Linked DNA regions of Homo sapiens: region 1 is linked to region 2. Evidence: chromatin loops called from intact Hi-C (ENCODE). Cell type or tissue: endothelial cell of umbilical vein. All regions are shown on one strand.

The links. Hi-C counts contacts between places; a loop is a spot of excess contacts. Peaks named below come from ENCODE experiments on the same cell type or tissue, not always from the same donor. Only the 100,000 strongest peaks of a DNase experiment are listed, where the experiment ranks them.
Region 1: it touches region 2 in a loop (7-fold over the local background); 50 of 110 quality-filtered maps call a loop at or near these places.

What each region holds. Positions count from the first base shown.
Region 1 is chr7:12,486,057-12,494,056 of GRCh38, forward strand. LOC105375156 (a long non-coding RNA gene) reads right to left here. Exons shown (of 8, transcript XR_001745093.2): 5 at 5,809-5,942; 6 at 5,433-5,537. It also overlaps a transcript of C7orf78 not described here and the pseudogene TAS2R2. Among named protein-coding and RNA genes, the nearest start is that of C7orf78, 14 kb to the right of the region's middle. RefSeq lists a silencer at 7,387-7,681. In endothelial cell of umbilical vein, a CTCF peak has its summit at 4,253 (motif pointing left); a DNase peak (open chromatin) is centred at 4,235.
Region 2 is chr7:11,424,487-11,432,486 of GRCh38, forward strand. THSD7A (thrombospondin type 1 domain containing 7A) reads right to left here. Exons shown (of 28, transcript NM_015204.3): 14 at 4,461-4,639; 15 at 2,180-2,185; 16 at 210-343. Among named protein-coding and RNA genes, the nearest start is that of THSD7A, 400 kb to the right of the region's middle. In endothelial cell of umbilical vein, a CTCF peak has its summit at 3,376 (motif pointing right); a DNase peak (open chromatin) is centred at 3,465; H3K27ac peaks cover 415 bases.

The DNA.
Region 1 (8,000 bases), 1.1 Mb after region 2:
TAAATTTTCATGTTTTTCTTCTACACATTTGTTTTGCCTAGAAGGAAATGTAACCCCAGAAAATTAAAGTGGCCTATACAAGTTCAGCCACTATTGACTGATATAATCTTGAATAAGTTACTTAACCTTTAAGATTCCAACATAGCTTTCTCTATTAAATAGGAATAGTTATGGTGTAATAGAACTCCATTCCATCTAGCATTAAAATTTGTATGAGTCCTAGAAGTTATATAGTCCATGTAAAGTTCTATAGTTCATATGAGTCCTGTAAGTTCATATGAATTTTGTTGTATCTCATTTTCCACACACTATTCATTCAACAATATTTATTGAACATCTACTATTAGGTTTTATTTGCTCTTTGGTGCCTTAGTTCCATAGCATCTAGGTGCAGTCTGATATGCTAACAATACAAGGTCAATATTTTATAGTTTCATCAGTTTATGAATAATCTCCTAGACAATGTATTAAATTTATGTTTTTCCTATTTCTGTATATAGGGAAGGAAAAGATTGAAGCCATTAAACAGTGATTTTTTTCCATTGATTTTACATTTTTAAAACTATTTTGATGGAGCAAAGTATTTCAATCTAACATACAATAGCATTTTAGTCAACATTGTGGGCTCTGGATAGAGTCACATCACCTGTATTCAAATTTGTATTTGCACTCTCCTTCAGCTTCATTCTGTGTACTTCATTATGTTCTGCATATCGGATAATATTGTAATTTTGTGGTAAGAATTAAAAGATAGTAGTGTGTAGAATAATTTCTTGAACATTTTAAGAATAAAACTACTTTTCTAATATTACAGCAAATAAACTGATAAATTATTGTCAAATCAAAATGTAATTATCAAGTATCCATAATTTTTATAATTTAATTTATACACCTCCTTTTTTTTCAGAGACTAACTTCATGAGTGCAATTTAACATATCTCTAAGAAGTATCCATTTGTGTATATGGAGATCAAAACATTTCTGCTTCTGTCATGTATTTTCTGATTAAATTTAGGTAAGTTACCTAACATCTCAAGACTAGTTTCCTATCTCTGCAACAGAGATAACTCTTTTTTCTACAAATAACAGAAAATTCAAAAAATTAAGTGAAATAATTTGGGGAATAATTTTGGCAGCTTGGAATATGAGCCTGATGATCACTGTATTTGGATTTTTCATCCACCTGATACTTAATGTTGTTATTCTAGAAACTTGGGAAGAGAAGTCAGGGATTAAATTTTACAAGTCTGTCTTTGAGATTGAAATCCATAGAGACAACCTATTAGAATACTGAAATAAACTCAAATAAAAGTAAGACTACACTGATCCTTTAGAAAAATGAAGATATGTTCACGGCCTTCAAAATGCAGTTTCTCCAGTGCCTGGCGTCTGATCTCAGCAAGGAGAGAGTAAACCAATGTGTGACCAGGGTGTCTTTTTAAACCATATAAACTCCTCCATTTATTTCCTGTGACCACATAATAACAACAAAACAGAATGTAAGTGAAATTTTGGGTTAGTTCTTTACAGAAGGCTAAAAAATATTTTGAGTGTTTTTCAAGGAATTAAACGAATCCAGCAGATTAATTTGGACCAATAAAGGATTGAGTCTTTAAAGCCAATTCTCTCTGCAAAACTTCAATAGCAAAGCCAGCGTAGCGGAAAAATTGCAAACAAAAGTATTTTCAACTGAAAATATGAAAACAGATTCAGTCTCCTTTAAGTGACCTATAAAGTACTTAGCCTCATCACTGGCATGTAGAACAAGTCAATGTACTTGTTTAAAATTTTTAAATACTTGTGCAGTTATAACCAATAAGAACCAAACAAGCAGCTCTCTAGCATGGGAAACACCAGGTCATAATATCAATATTTAAAGTATATTCCAATTTGCCAACTAATTTATAAACATTATCCCATCGTCTTAGAATCAGAAAACTCTGTTACCACATTTTTCAAAGAAAATACAAGAAACCCTCTACTGGAAGTATGCCAATTCTCAAGTATCATGTGACCATTTAGAAGAATACATATTGATTGGAAGGTGACTAAGCTGAAATTTAGTTTAGTGAATTATAAATATTCAGTGCCCCTGATAGATATTATGTTTCTTTAAAAAGAAATATGTTATTTTCATAAAACTTTCAAACATTGCTTAATTTGAAAACCATCTATCTTCATTTGGCCACTGCCTTTCCCAAATCTCTAACAAGACTATGAATTAGTAACTTCAAGACAGTACAACTCACCATTAAATTTCCTATATCTGAGAAAGAGCTCTTCATTAAAACTCTGCTTCCAAAATGAGATTCAATCATGGCAAATGCAAAACAGTCCACATATGACAGGAAAATCACAAATGCAAATACAAACTAACTAAATTGTAGCTTACTGTCAATTATACTTTTAGAATAGTTATTGGAAAAGTCAAGCTTTTTCTTCAATTAAATGATGTATATAGGGAGCCAAATGAGAGCCTGAATCCAGGATTTCAGAATGAAACAAGTTCTAGATAAATTCAAATCTCATTGCAGAATCATTTAGCCAACAGCCCATATGGCCAGCTGCACCTTTATGAATGTGACAAAGGCAGAGTGGTTTGAAACAGCTCAGCAAAAAAAAAATATAAAGCCCTTGGACATTCAATGAGGATAAATTATAGCTTATAAATTATGTATTTATCTAAGAAGTGAAATTCAAAAAGAATTGCTTAAAAGTTATATTCATACCATATATGCATTCTGAGGTAGCTGTTGTAAGAAAGTGCAATTTTAACAATGAAATGTTTCTTGTAAAGTATTATTTTCAGAGAAATTAATCTTAATTAAATCAATATGTGTGGAGGGGGTTTGATTGGTTTTTTTTTTTTTGGTTTTTTGCTTTGGCTAAGAAGAGTTTCCGTATATTTGACTACCTTTTATTGCCCTAGTTTGCCCTGGAAATTTGAAAGAAAAGACCATAGAAAAGGAATACCCAAATGCTGGCTATTATGGTGAAGATATTTGCAATATAAAAGAATTCTTATTGTTGCACTAGAATAAGAAGTATTGGGGCATATTAAAATATCATTTTCATAATGGCTTGTAACAGTATAGACAAAAAGCAAGGGACATCTGTCATGAAAAAGATTACCCCAATAGTCAGTATACATTTCAAGATTTTTAGTCACATTACATCATTATTAATAATTTGGCATGTATATATCATCTGGATGGTTATTTATATGCATTGTTTCCCCTCATTTGCTCAAGTGTCTTTAACTCAGCAAGTTTATTTAATGAAACACATTCATAATAAAACATTAACGGAAACAGAATTTTTGAAAAACGGAAAACTGAGATTGATTGAACTTTTATTTTAACTAAGAAGCAGAATTCCGTATAGGTCTACAGTATTTGAAAACTCAGTAGATCCTTTTAAATGTAAACACTTAATATATATAACTAATCTCAGAGAGGTAACTTAGGACATTAAGTTATAAACTATGCAGATCGCACTTATTTTTCATTCACCTCATAGTCATGATACTGGTCTAGGGCTTGGATTGGAGCCGAAGTTTCTTCACCTGTATCTAGAAGCGGGAATGCCTTCAGGAGGCTAGAGGGCAAGACAAATACTATTTGCTGGGCAAAGTCAGGGTTTATTAAGAAGAAAAGCCAAGACAAAAAACCACAGGCAAAATTGCTATGTAGGACATAAAACTAGAATTTTAGAAGAGATATGGATAGGACCAATATTGCTGCATTTTGGACAGCAGTGATGTGTAGAAGATGGGTGGGGAAGTAATGAAGCTGGCAGGAGAAAGTGACAGGTGGCATCGACATTTGCTTTCAATAGCTAGTGGATGTACATTTCATGGAAGACCCTGAGGGGATCTCTAAAAGCCATGATTGGTGTAAACAGTGGGTAGTAAGTCCAGTTCTTTCATTTTTGAAATTTTCCATACTATCACAATCTTATATTTAGCCTTTTTTTGAAAATATTTCTATATAGAATGGTTATTTTCTTGCTGTGGTAAGCACAATATGAGGACAGATATTTAATAATATTAATAGCTAACATTTTTTGAGTGGTTAGTATCACCCAACCAGGAACTTAGCACTTTGAGCACCATATCTTATTCTACAAAGTAGTGGTCTATTTACATTTTACTTCTGATGTAACTGAAGTTCAGCAAGGTTGTATTATTACCTGCTTGTAATCATAATAGAGGGATGATGCTCACTTTAACATGATAATTATGCCCTCTGCTGGTAGTTAATAGCTTTTACATCATCTACTTTTTGAAATGATGCTTGTAAACAAGAGCCCAGGACGATGTCATCATGTGAATTAATTATGCACTACTTTTATAACTCTGGTTTGCTATTCATAAGGTCAACATTGTATCAAGAAGGCCATGAAAACAGGATATATTTCAGGGGAAGGAAGATTTTTATTAAAAAGTTATATTCCAGGAACTGATTTTCAAGTCTGGAAAGGAAATTGCCTTTAGTAGGGATAGGATATGGGGAGGGGAAATTTTATTAAAGTGTCTTGAAATTATTATAAGTCAAACAGTGTGCCGGGGAAAGAGCTATCTTTGAGACTGGATATTTGTGGCAGTAATAGGAAATAAGTATCTGTCTTCAGGATGCAGCATTTAGCATTAGGAAAAAATAAAAGACAAAAACAAAACATCAATAACCAAAGCAAAACATACTTGCAATCAGATTTTTTTTTTTCAAAATTGAGCAAGAGTGAGAATGGAATGGTGCCAAGGGAGCAATTTTTCTCAGGATGTAATTGGAAGACCTAGCCATCATTCATATCTTCAGATTTGCATTGCTCCAGTTTCATCTGAAGAGCACCAGATTCAAAAAGTAGTCTCTGATTTTCTTCCTTAGAGGAAAAGCTAGTGTAAGGCTCTACCCATGATACAGAAGCTGGCAGAAGTTGAGACTTCTCGGTGCTGTATGTTCCCATTTGCAAGATCATCTGGAGGAAGTATTCAGGACCATCTACAAGGAAAAGCTAAGACTTGTCTTACTTAGAAAACATGGCCTTGTCTTTTTCAGCTATTCTTCATATTATCATGATGTCAGCAGAATTCTTCACAGGGATCACAGTAAATGGATTTCTTATCATTGTTAACTGTAATGAATTGATCAAACATAGAAAGCTAATGCCAATTCAAATCCTCTTAATGTGCATAGGGATGTCTAGATTTGGTCTGCAGATGGTGTTAATGGTACAAAGTTTTTTCTCTGTGTTCTTTCCACTCCTTTACGTCAAAATAATTTATGGTGCAGCAATGATGTTCCTTTGGATGTTTTTTAGCTCTATCAGCCTATGGTTTGCCACTTGCCTTTCTGTATTTTACTGCCTCAAGATTTCAGGCTTCACTCAGTCCTGTTTTCTTTGGTTGAAATTCAGGATCCCAAAGTTAATACCTTGGCTGCTTCTGGGAAGCGTTCTGGCCTCTGTGAGCATTGCATCTGTGTGTCGAGGTAGATTACGCTAAAAATGTGGAAGAGGATGCCCTCAGAAACACCACACTAAAAAAGAGTAAAACAAAGATAAAGAAAATTAGTGAAGTGCTTCTTGTCAACTTGGCATTAATATTTCCTCTAGCCATATTTGTGATGTGCACTTCTATGTTACTCATCTCTCTTTACAAGCACACTCATCGGATGCAACATGGATCTCATGGCTTTAGAAATGCCAACACAGAAGCCCATATAAATGCATTAAAAACAGTGATAACATTCTTTTGCTTCTTTATTTCTTATTTTGCTGCCTTCATGACAAATATGACATTTAGTTTACCTTACAGAAGTCACCAGTTCTTTATGCTGAAGGACATAATGGCAGCATATCCCTCTGGCCACTCGGTTATAATAATCTTGAGTAATTCTAAGTTCCAACAATCATTTAGAAGAATTCTCTGCCTCAAAAAGAAACTATGAAGAAGAAGAACAATGTGAACTATTTCTTTCCTTGATTTAGATTCAATGGACTTACTTGGGTTTTGTATGCTGACTCACCCTCTCTCTGGTAATTTTCTGCCAGTGTCTGACCCCCAGGACAAGTGAGGCACTAATTTTGATGTTGGATGGGTGGGATATGTCTTTTTTTCACGACTTATATGCTTAAAACTACTGCGATGGTAATACATTTAAGTAACAATACTTGCACTGGAGTATAGTTACATTTTAGAAATAAAAAAAATACTAAGACTTCATTTGGCTGACCAAGGTAGTTCTTTTAATCTCTCTACCCAAGTCATTGGGAAGCACCTGCTTTAAACAAGAAAAAGTATCTTGATTTAGTTCAAGAATTGAAACAATAAAATAATTTGGCTTTAAGGACATTTAAGTATTTTTCAAAGAGATTCAAATTTTATGTTGAAACTGTCTGTCATAGCAATGTCCCCAGCAATACTGGTTATGGTCTTACATTGCTTTTGATTTCAGATTGGTAGATCATAAGATGCAAATTGAGTTGGCATGCATATGCATACATAAACACAATCCAAAGTCTCAATTTTTTTACAAAACAGAAATATTTTTCAACTCTCAGGAGTACTAAACTCACTCCCAGAAAGAATGTTGAGGAGGTTGCTGACAGCCAAATCCCAGTGAACAAATGTTCAACAACAGGTATCTTAACTTCTTTCCAACTAAGAATTTTGTCTGGAGTATGACAGCATCAAATGCCTTGAAGTCAAAAGTAAAACAGGTCTCTGTTTACTCTTGAAAGCTCTTGCTAGATGTGAACTGATTCTGCTCTTTAAGGATCTTGAATAGTCTTACTTTAGGAAAGAAAAATGTGTTTTGCAGTATCTGACATCACTTAGGATATCTGTTTAAATCTACAAAATCCACACTGGTGCGGTGGCTCATGCCTATAATCCCAGCACTTTGGGAGGCCGAGGTGGGTGGATAACTTGAGCCCAGGAGTTTGAAACCAGCCTGGGTCACATGGCAAAAAACCATCTCTACAAAAAACACAAAAACTAGCCAGACATGGTGGCACATGCCTGTAATCCCAGCTACTTGGGGACTGAGGTGAGAGAATTGCTTGATCCCAGGAGGTTGGAGTGAGCCGAGATTGTGCTATTGCACTCTAGCCTGGGCGGCAGAGCAAGACCCTGTCAAATAAGTAAGTAAATAAATCTATAAAATCCTTATTGGCTTTTGAAGATAAAGGATATGTAGTGTTTTAATTGTAAATAAATTGCTATTAAAGTAGATTAAAAGTTGCTGGGATGAGGAAAAAAACTAAATATGTGTAGGAATGTGTGCAATGATTTGCTAACAGATAAAATAAAATTTAGAATCTGTATTAGCAATTCCCTGACTATACTCTGAGGGAGAGGTTCTCAAAGTTGACCAGACATCAGAATCCCCTGGAAGGCTTGTGAAAACACTGATTGCTGGGCCCTACCTCCAAAATTTCTGACTCAGCAGGTTTGAGATAGGGCCTAAGGATTACCATTTCTTATGAGTTTCCAATGATACTCATGCTCTTGGTCTGGGGCCACACTTTGAGAACCGATTTAGTCACTGTACTACAGAGATTAAGAACCTGGCCTCAGGCCAAACTGGATGGGTTTGCCTCCTGACCCAGCTGCTTATTAGATGTATAATCTTGGGCAAGCTGTTAGACTATCTTTCTACATTTCTTCATCTGTAAAATGAGATAATAAAAGTAACTACTCCCAAAGATTGCTGTGAGATTTTGCTGGCAAGTATAAAATACCTAGAACAGTGCCTGGTCCACAGCAAAGATCAGTTAAGACCAAATATTGTTCTATGTCAAGAAAAATGTTCAATTGCCACTATCAGGAAGGCACGAAGATTATTTCTTAAACTTTCCTAGTGTTTGAAATTGGACAAATAAAACTGAAATTCTACATTAGTACTTGAGAAAAAGAGGTGCAGTCTACTTCAGTTTAGAATGGTAAATAGGGTTAGTATTGGATGAGTCATAAAAGAGAATAAATGAGCATTTTGGAA
Region 2 (8,000 bases):
TGCTTCCTAAATCAGAAGGCCAGAATATAATAAACTGCTGCTTGAAGCAGATTCTCTTAGAGTTTTCTATGAGCACAGATTCCCTAAAAGCAAAACTGCAGACAATTTTATCCAGAAGACTGGGGAGGAGTGAACAGTCATGTTGGCACATGTGCAATTGGGAGATAGTTTTGTGTCTTGCTTTTCTGTATAATTAGGCTTTGTCTTACCTCACTTTTCGGGTTTGCACGCCCTCTCCACAGTTCTCCCGCATATTCACAAAGGTCACCTTGCAGATGCTCCAGGGCTCTGTGACCCATAGGTACTGGTTGCAGTCACTGTGGCATGGGACAACCTCATACACCTGAAACACACATGGTTCTCAGCAATCTCAGGGAATCTGGTAAGAGTGAGGAGGAAGACTTCCACACCATAACAGCAATCATTTCACTGTGAAGCTACTTTCACTCCCCTCCTTTACTGCTTATTATTCTAACATTGCAATAGAGAGAACTCAAGAGTTCTAGCAGTAGAGGATAGGGCTAACCATATTGTACTCTGTTGCTCTGCTATTACATTGCAGGTGTAAATCTGATCCACTGGATCACATTAGATAGGTTACATATTTTCCTATGCTGACCCTTAACACACCGTATTGTAACTTTCTGGACCATCTGTGTCATTTACAGTTTTGTGTGACTTCAATACTAGCCCAGGGTGCTCACATGTTAGGTACTCAATAGGGATTTGCAGAATGATTGAATGAAGGATGAGGATTGATGAATCAAATAAGTATAAAACATAGCTGTTTTCCAAATAAATATAATTTGGCCTATTTTCCAGATAACTATAAATAATGATGAGAATTTAGATTTTTGGTGTGTATCATATGGGAAACTAAATTAAAAAGATAAACAATATGAAATAAAGCCATCTTAAAACTAATCCTCAATCATTTAAGGCTTGGAAGCAAAGTCTGATATTGGTGTACAAGCCCAAGCAGTGAGGGCCACATGAAACAAGGCAAATTGTCTCTGCTCCAGGGTCCATAAAGCCTTTCAGTCCCACATTTGGGGTGGTATGCTTGGTTTCAGGTTTTTTTTTAGTACAATGAACCAATTATGTTCTTTTTTCAATGAGAAGAATGACTAAATAAAGGAAATAAATGGCACTTAATCCATTGCAACCAAGCTGACTCAAGCATTAAATAAAATTCTTTGAAAGTATTTTTCTAATCTGTGATAGTCCAACTCTATCCCTTATTTTACACACACACACACACACACACACACACACACACTGAGAGACAGAGACAGAGAGCAAGAGAGAGAGAAAGGGAAGAGAGAAACTATAGCTTTTTATGTAATGAATTCTAGAAAAGATAGATTTAAATAGCCCTTTGCAGCCATTCTTTTGTGCCAATTTTAGTGAACTAAAAACCTAAGTAAAATGAATAAAGTGGACCTGTCTCAAAGAGGAATAAAAAAATGCTAGATGACACGTTAGTGGGTGCAGCGCACCAGCATGGCACATGTATACATATGTAACTAACCTGCACAATGTGCACATGTACCCTAAAACTTAGAGTATAATAAAAAAAAAAAACATTAAAAAAAAAATGCACTGTTGGAGTCAAATTCTGCAATTATTGCCATAAGTGATTATATTCACATTTAGTTGCTGTATTAAAAATAGAACTAAATAGCACAGGATAAAACATTACCCTACAACTTGCAGTGAAAAGAAAAACTGAAGGAGAAATGCTCTTCTTCTTAATCCTTTGATGGCTTTTATTTTAAACTCCTGTACTGAAGTGAATACCCATCAGTTCAGAACAATCTCCAACCCACCCATTTTCAGTCCACTTGCACTTTTTCCTTCTCCCTCTGAAAAGCACAAGACCATTAATAATGGGTGTCACTGCCTGTCGAGATTAGCGAAGTGAAACTTGTTCTCCCCAACTCTTGTTCACCTCAGTCCTTGATATTACAATGAGGGATATGAAATGTAGGAACACAGGTAACTATGATAGAAAAGAAAAATAAAACAGTTATAGAAAAAAATTCTTTAATGGAAAATATGACATTTTCTCCCTGTAAAACATAAAAGACAAAGCAAGAAGAGAAATGTATTCTCAGAAATCAGGAAATTTAAGAAAAGAAGGATTCTATCAAAAAGCATGAGGTTTAAGAGTTCTTACCTGTGCCTGGAGTGGTGTTCAACAGGAATGATGAAAAGGGAGAGAAATAAGGTAGGTGAAAATGTCAGTATGCTATGAGAAGAACACATGGTAAGTTTCAAGTATTATTACTTACATGTAAAAACCTACTTTTTTGGTAAAATATTAGAACATTTTTCTTAGGTCTCAGGAGATAATACACAACTACTTATTAATGTTAAAAAGTAAGATACACAAATGGGTATTGTAAATAGCAGAGCCAATGAGAAAATTAGATGGGCAGGATGGAGAAATCTTAGAAAATGGAGTTGACCTCACAATACATAGCATGGGAAATTGATATATGATGCAAATAACTTGTGATCCAACTTGTCAATGTACTGTTGTCTATCAGTATATTTATAGATTGATCTATCCGTTGATTTACCTTAATCAGTTCATCTGTTTTGTAGAAAATGAGGATTTGAGTACTTCCTTCCTCAGCTAGAAAAATAGAAACTCAGAGACTGTTTTCAAGCCAATGCTTCTGATTATTTTACTGAGGAACATATAATTGTAGTAAACACCTATGTGATTTACAATTTTCAACATTAACACAAAACTTTACATTTTTATTTTCCCTAAATTTCTTAATACACAAATTCATAGAAGTTTCTATTTTTATGCAGAACATTTAGGCTCAAATGTTCAAAAATTTATTATTTGTTTTAGCTTTGATTTTTCAGTTGTTAATGTCTCAGTAAGCCTTCAGTCAACCGATACCAAGTCACAATACCCTTATCAAACTGCATCAGAATATATTAGAGTTGGAAAGTGACAAATGGTTTAGGCCAAACACTAGGAATAGCAAAGACAACTTGGCCTGAGGTTTTGAACCTTTGGAAATTCACTTAAGGAAAATCTGAGGAAAACACAGATTTTAATTGCATATCTGACTGGGTGTACACATACACGCTAAAGTGAAATAGGTATGAGTATGTGTAGAATTTCTCTTTATTAGGATTGGGAGTCATATATAATTTATTTAAATTTGCTACTGAAAATTCAAGGTTTCAAAATTTGTAGAGAAATATTCTTTTGTATTATAAACATTTTAGTTCAGTTTTTCTGTTTTGCAGTTATATAATTATAGTTGCTGAACTGAATTTTCTTTGGAAATTTCCTTAGCATCTTAGAAATGCAAAATGCTCTGTGACATGGAAGCTAAACTACCAGTAGATGGCAGCAAGGGAGTGTGTTATTTACCCTCCATTGCACATAAAGATAAAATCAGCAACTTCACTTGGGGAACAATCAAGACTCTTTAGAGTACTTTTTATAGAATTTAATTCTTCACGATCTTCATCTTAATTTACTTAATTCCAAGGTTCTTTCTGTTTTCTCTACAATGTACTTTTATTATGAACAAAGTTATGTTAATCTGGGAAGGAAAGTATGTATACAGGTAAGCAGTGTGTTTAGAGATTAAAATGAGTCTATGTATGTATGAAACAATTCTACATATTTAAGGACTTGATTCATTTGATTGTGATTTAAATTCAAATACACAACTTAACACCCACACATAATAAATGAAATTATTCTTTGCTAATTCACTTATAGGCCAAACATGGTAATAATTGTCTGATTATGTTACATTCCATTTAAATCAGTCACAATTCCTCCATTAGGCTTTTTCTTTTTATCTCTAATAGAACAGAACGACAACTATTAACAGCAGGTAAGAAAGAATGCATCAAAAGTCAGAGTTCCAAATAAAATTGAAAATGGTCAATGACTAAATTGATAGCATACTTACAGTGATTTTGAGGCCATCTTTGTATTTCTTTTTCTCAGTTTGTTTTATATCAAACACATTTAAATAAACAGTATATATTTTTCCTAATTTTAGACCAAAACCCATATTATTTCTTTGATTTTAATTTAAGCATTTGGTAATTGAGATGTCTTTTCTGACAGTTTGGGGAAACTATAAGAATGAGATAATCTCAGCCTACATGTTAGATACAATCTTATGACAGATTAAATACCTTGACATTATTTCAAAGATAGGTGTCATTTTTCTCCCCATTGAATTACATACATATTCATATATACTTGCAAGGTATGGAATCTCCAGAGAATACAGATATGTCTAATTTGAAATTTTAATAACATGTATGTATTTATTCAGGCATTCTAATGGTAAAAATGGGTCAATTTTTTATTCAATAGCTATTATTTCCTCTTCTCCATTTTGGAGAAAAAATCAGATCATTGTGAATCTCAACAATATCTTAACACTGTCAATGATAGAAAATACCTGGTTGACATGGTCCAGTTTGGGGCAAGGCCTTCCTCCATTATATGGTTTTTCACGCAGCCATTTAGAACGAACCTTCACACCACTCCCACAGGACTTGCTGCAGCGCGACCAGTTGGACCACTCACTGAGCTTGCAGTCTGAGGGGCAGGGGATGATGCAGGCCTCCTCAATGTAACCTGAGTAGAGGAAAATGAGACAAGAATCATCTCCTCCACCTGTCACTCTCCCATTACCACCCACTATTCTAGGTCATTTAGAAGGTCCAAGACTGACTTGACAGCAGCATGCAAATGCAGAGGTGTCTCTGTTGTAAGGGACTTGAATTAAATTCTGCAGGGAAATGTCACATACATACAGTGACTCTGTTAAAATAACAGTTGAGCAGCTGCCATGTGATCTGCTTAGGATTCATGCTCACCATATTTCAACATTTCTGACTGACAGCTCGTGTTTAATTGACAATAACCTGTCTGCTGCCATATCATTCTCATGCTGACAGAATGATACATTAAAAAATTATAACAGTTTTCTATAAAACCCTATCTGTTAATGTCACACAAGTTCAGGGTTCTGAGTCCATGCAACGTTCTTTCTTAAGAAATCCCAGTCCCTTTCACTCAATACCCAAAAGGAACCATTTAACTTAGCATCTTGCGTTTCTCCTTCTTTGAAAATCAAGTCTGAAGAAAAATGCAGGATGTTAAGTAATGTCTCATGTTTTACATGCTGTCACTTTCAGAGCATCTTCACATCTTATATCCATTTGATTCTCTTGAAAATCTTATGTATGAATTGTGCAAGTATTGACATTCTAACAGGCAGGTAAGAAAACAAATGCAGAGCGATGACTGACTGAGTCCAAGGTTACACAGTAAGAGACAGGGAAAAGTTTTCTGAGGTCTAATCCAGTACTCATTCCATCAAATCATCCAACCAATTCGATTAATAGTGCACAGATTTGTTTTGGGAAATGGGAGTATTTTCTTTCAATACTTCTTAACTACAAACTTGCCATTTCACAATATCAATTAAACACTATTATTCTCAAGGCAAACATGTGAAAACAGCAAAATTCCTCTAGTCAAGAATGAAACGCACGGTTGTCCTCTATAATAGTCTGAATGTGGAGAGAAGGTGTTCTTGGTACAAGAAAACACTCTGCCTTGCCATTTTATCTCAACAGCAGAGATTCGATTTTGACAATGATTATAATGTAAACAATTGATACTAGGCAACTCTAGGTAGATTTTTAAAAATTTATGGAGATATAATTCATATTCCATAAAAATAACCCCATGTTTTGGTTTTCAGTATGTTTGCTGCGTTGTGCAACCATCATCACCATCTAATTTTAGAACATTTGTTTTACTCCAAAAATAAACCCTATGGTTACTGGCAGCCACTTCCTACTTTCCCCTTCCTCATCCCCTGACAACCATGAATCTACTTTCTATCTCTATGAATTTGCCTAATCTAGACATTTCATATAAATGAAGTAAAACATTATGTGATCTTATTTCTTTTTTGTTTTAGAGATGTCTCACTCTGTCACCCAGGCTGGAGTGCAGTGGTGTCATCATAGCTCACTGCAGCCTTGACCTCCTGCACTCAAGAGATCCTCCTACCTCAGCCTCTTAAGTAGCTGAGCTGGGACTAAGGGTGCCCACCACCATGCCAGGCGAATTTTCATATATATATATATTTTATAGAGATGAGGTGTTACGGTGTTGCTCAGGTTGGTCTGGAACTTCTGGCCTCAAGTGATCCTTGGCCTCCCAAAATATTGGGATTACAGGTGTGAACCACCATGCCTGGCTTGGCTTCTTTCACTTAGTATAATGTTTTCAAGGTTCATTTATGTTATAGCATGTATCAGTTCTTCAGTCCTTTCTATGATTGAATAATATTTCATTGTATGGACATTTCACATTGTTTATCCACTCATCAGTTAATGGACATTTGAGTTTTCACTTTTTGTCTATCATGAATAATGCTGCTATGAACATTTGTTTACAAGCTTCTGTGTGGGCATACATTTTCAATTCCCTTGAATATATACATTACAGTGAAATTGCTCAGTTATGTGGTAACTCACTTAGCTTTTTCAGGAAGTGTCAAACTGTTTTCCAAAATGACTGCAGCACTTTATACTCCACCAGATATGCACGCATGTTCCAATTTCTATGAATTCTTGTCAAACTTGTTATTGTCTCTAAAATTTTGGTGTTGTTTGAAGAACAAAAGTTTTAAATGTCAATGAAGTCCAGTTTATCTTTTTTCCTTGGTTGTTAGTGCTTTGGTATTATATCTAGGAATCCACTACCAAAGTCAAGGTCATCTAGGTTTATAGTTGTTTTCTCAAGAGAATTTAATAGTTTTAGCTCTTATATTTAGGTGTATGTTTCATTTTGAGTGAATTTTTGTTTATGATAAAAGGTAGGGGTCCAACTTCATTCTTTTGCATGTGGTTATTGAGTTATCCTGTCTTCAGTTGTTGAAAAAACCTGTTCTTTCCTAATTGTTGTGGCACCCTTGTTGAAAATCAGTTGACCACAGTGTAACGATTTATTTTTGAACTGTAAATTCTATTCCATTTATCTCCATGTCTAGTTTCATGATAGTACCACATAGTCTTGACTACTGTAACTTTGAAGCAAGTATTGAAATCCAGAAGTGTGAGTCTTCCTATTTCGTTTTTCCTTTTAAAGATAGGTTTGGCTATTTTGAGTCAAACTTCTATATGCATTTTAGAATTAGACTGTCAATTTCTGCAAAAAATTGCAGCTAGGATTTTGATAGGAATTGTGTCAAATTTGTTGATCAACTTGGAAGCACTGCCGTCTTAATTCAGACACATGGAATTCATTTCCATTTATATAGATCTTTAATTTCTTTCAATGATGTTTTGTAGTTTTCAGTGTACAGGTCTTGAACTTATTTTGTTATATTTATTCCTAAGTATTTTATTCTTTTTATTGTAGGTGGATTTTAAAAAGAACCTACCAACATTAATTTCTTTAATTAAAGGAAAGTCAGACCACCTTTAAACCAAAATGGCAAATTTAATCTATAAGATTGTGCCCAAACTGTCCTGTATTGAAAGTGTTAAAATACTAATTTACTATACAGTATTTCCTAGCCTTGCCTAATCATAAATTATCTGAGACACATGTTAAAAACATAAGCTTCTACCACCCTCAAGTTATTGACATTAATACAATCCATAGCACTTACTCAGGTTTCACAAGCTTTACTTTTAATCATTTGTGTGTGTGATTGTGTAGGTCTTAAGTTAGGAAGTGCTACTATAAGATACAGACAGAACCAAAAAAAATGGAAGATAAATAGATTTCTGGCATATCTTTTTATGTAGTATCTCCTATACATTTGTCAAAGATATTTGTTTTAAACTTCGTATTGTAGTCTTCATATGCAAAAGTGCATTTTCCATAGACGTAAATTTCACTGAACACACCCCTGAAATCAATAGTCCAGAACTCTCCTCCGTATTCCCTTGCAGCCACTGCCCCTTCTTAC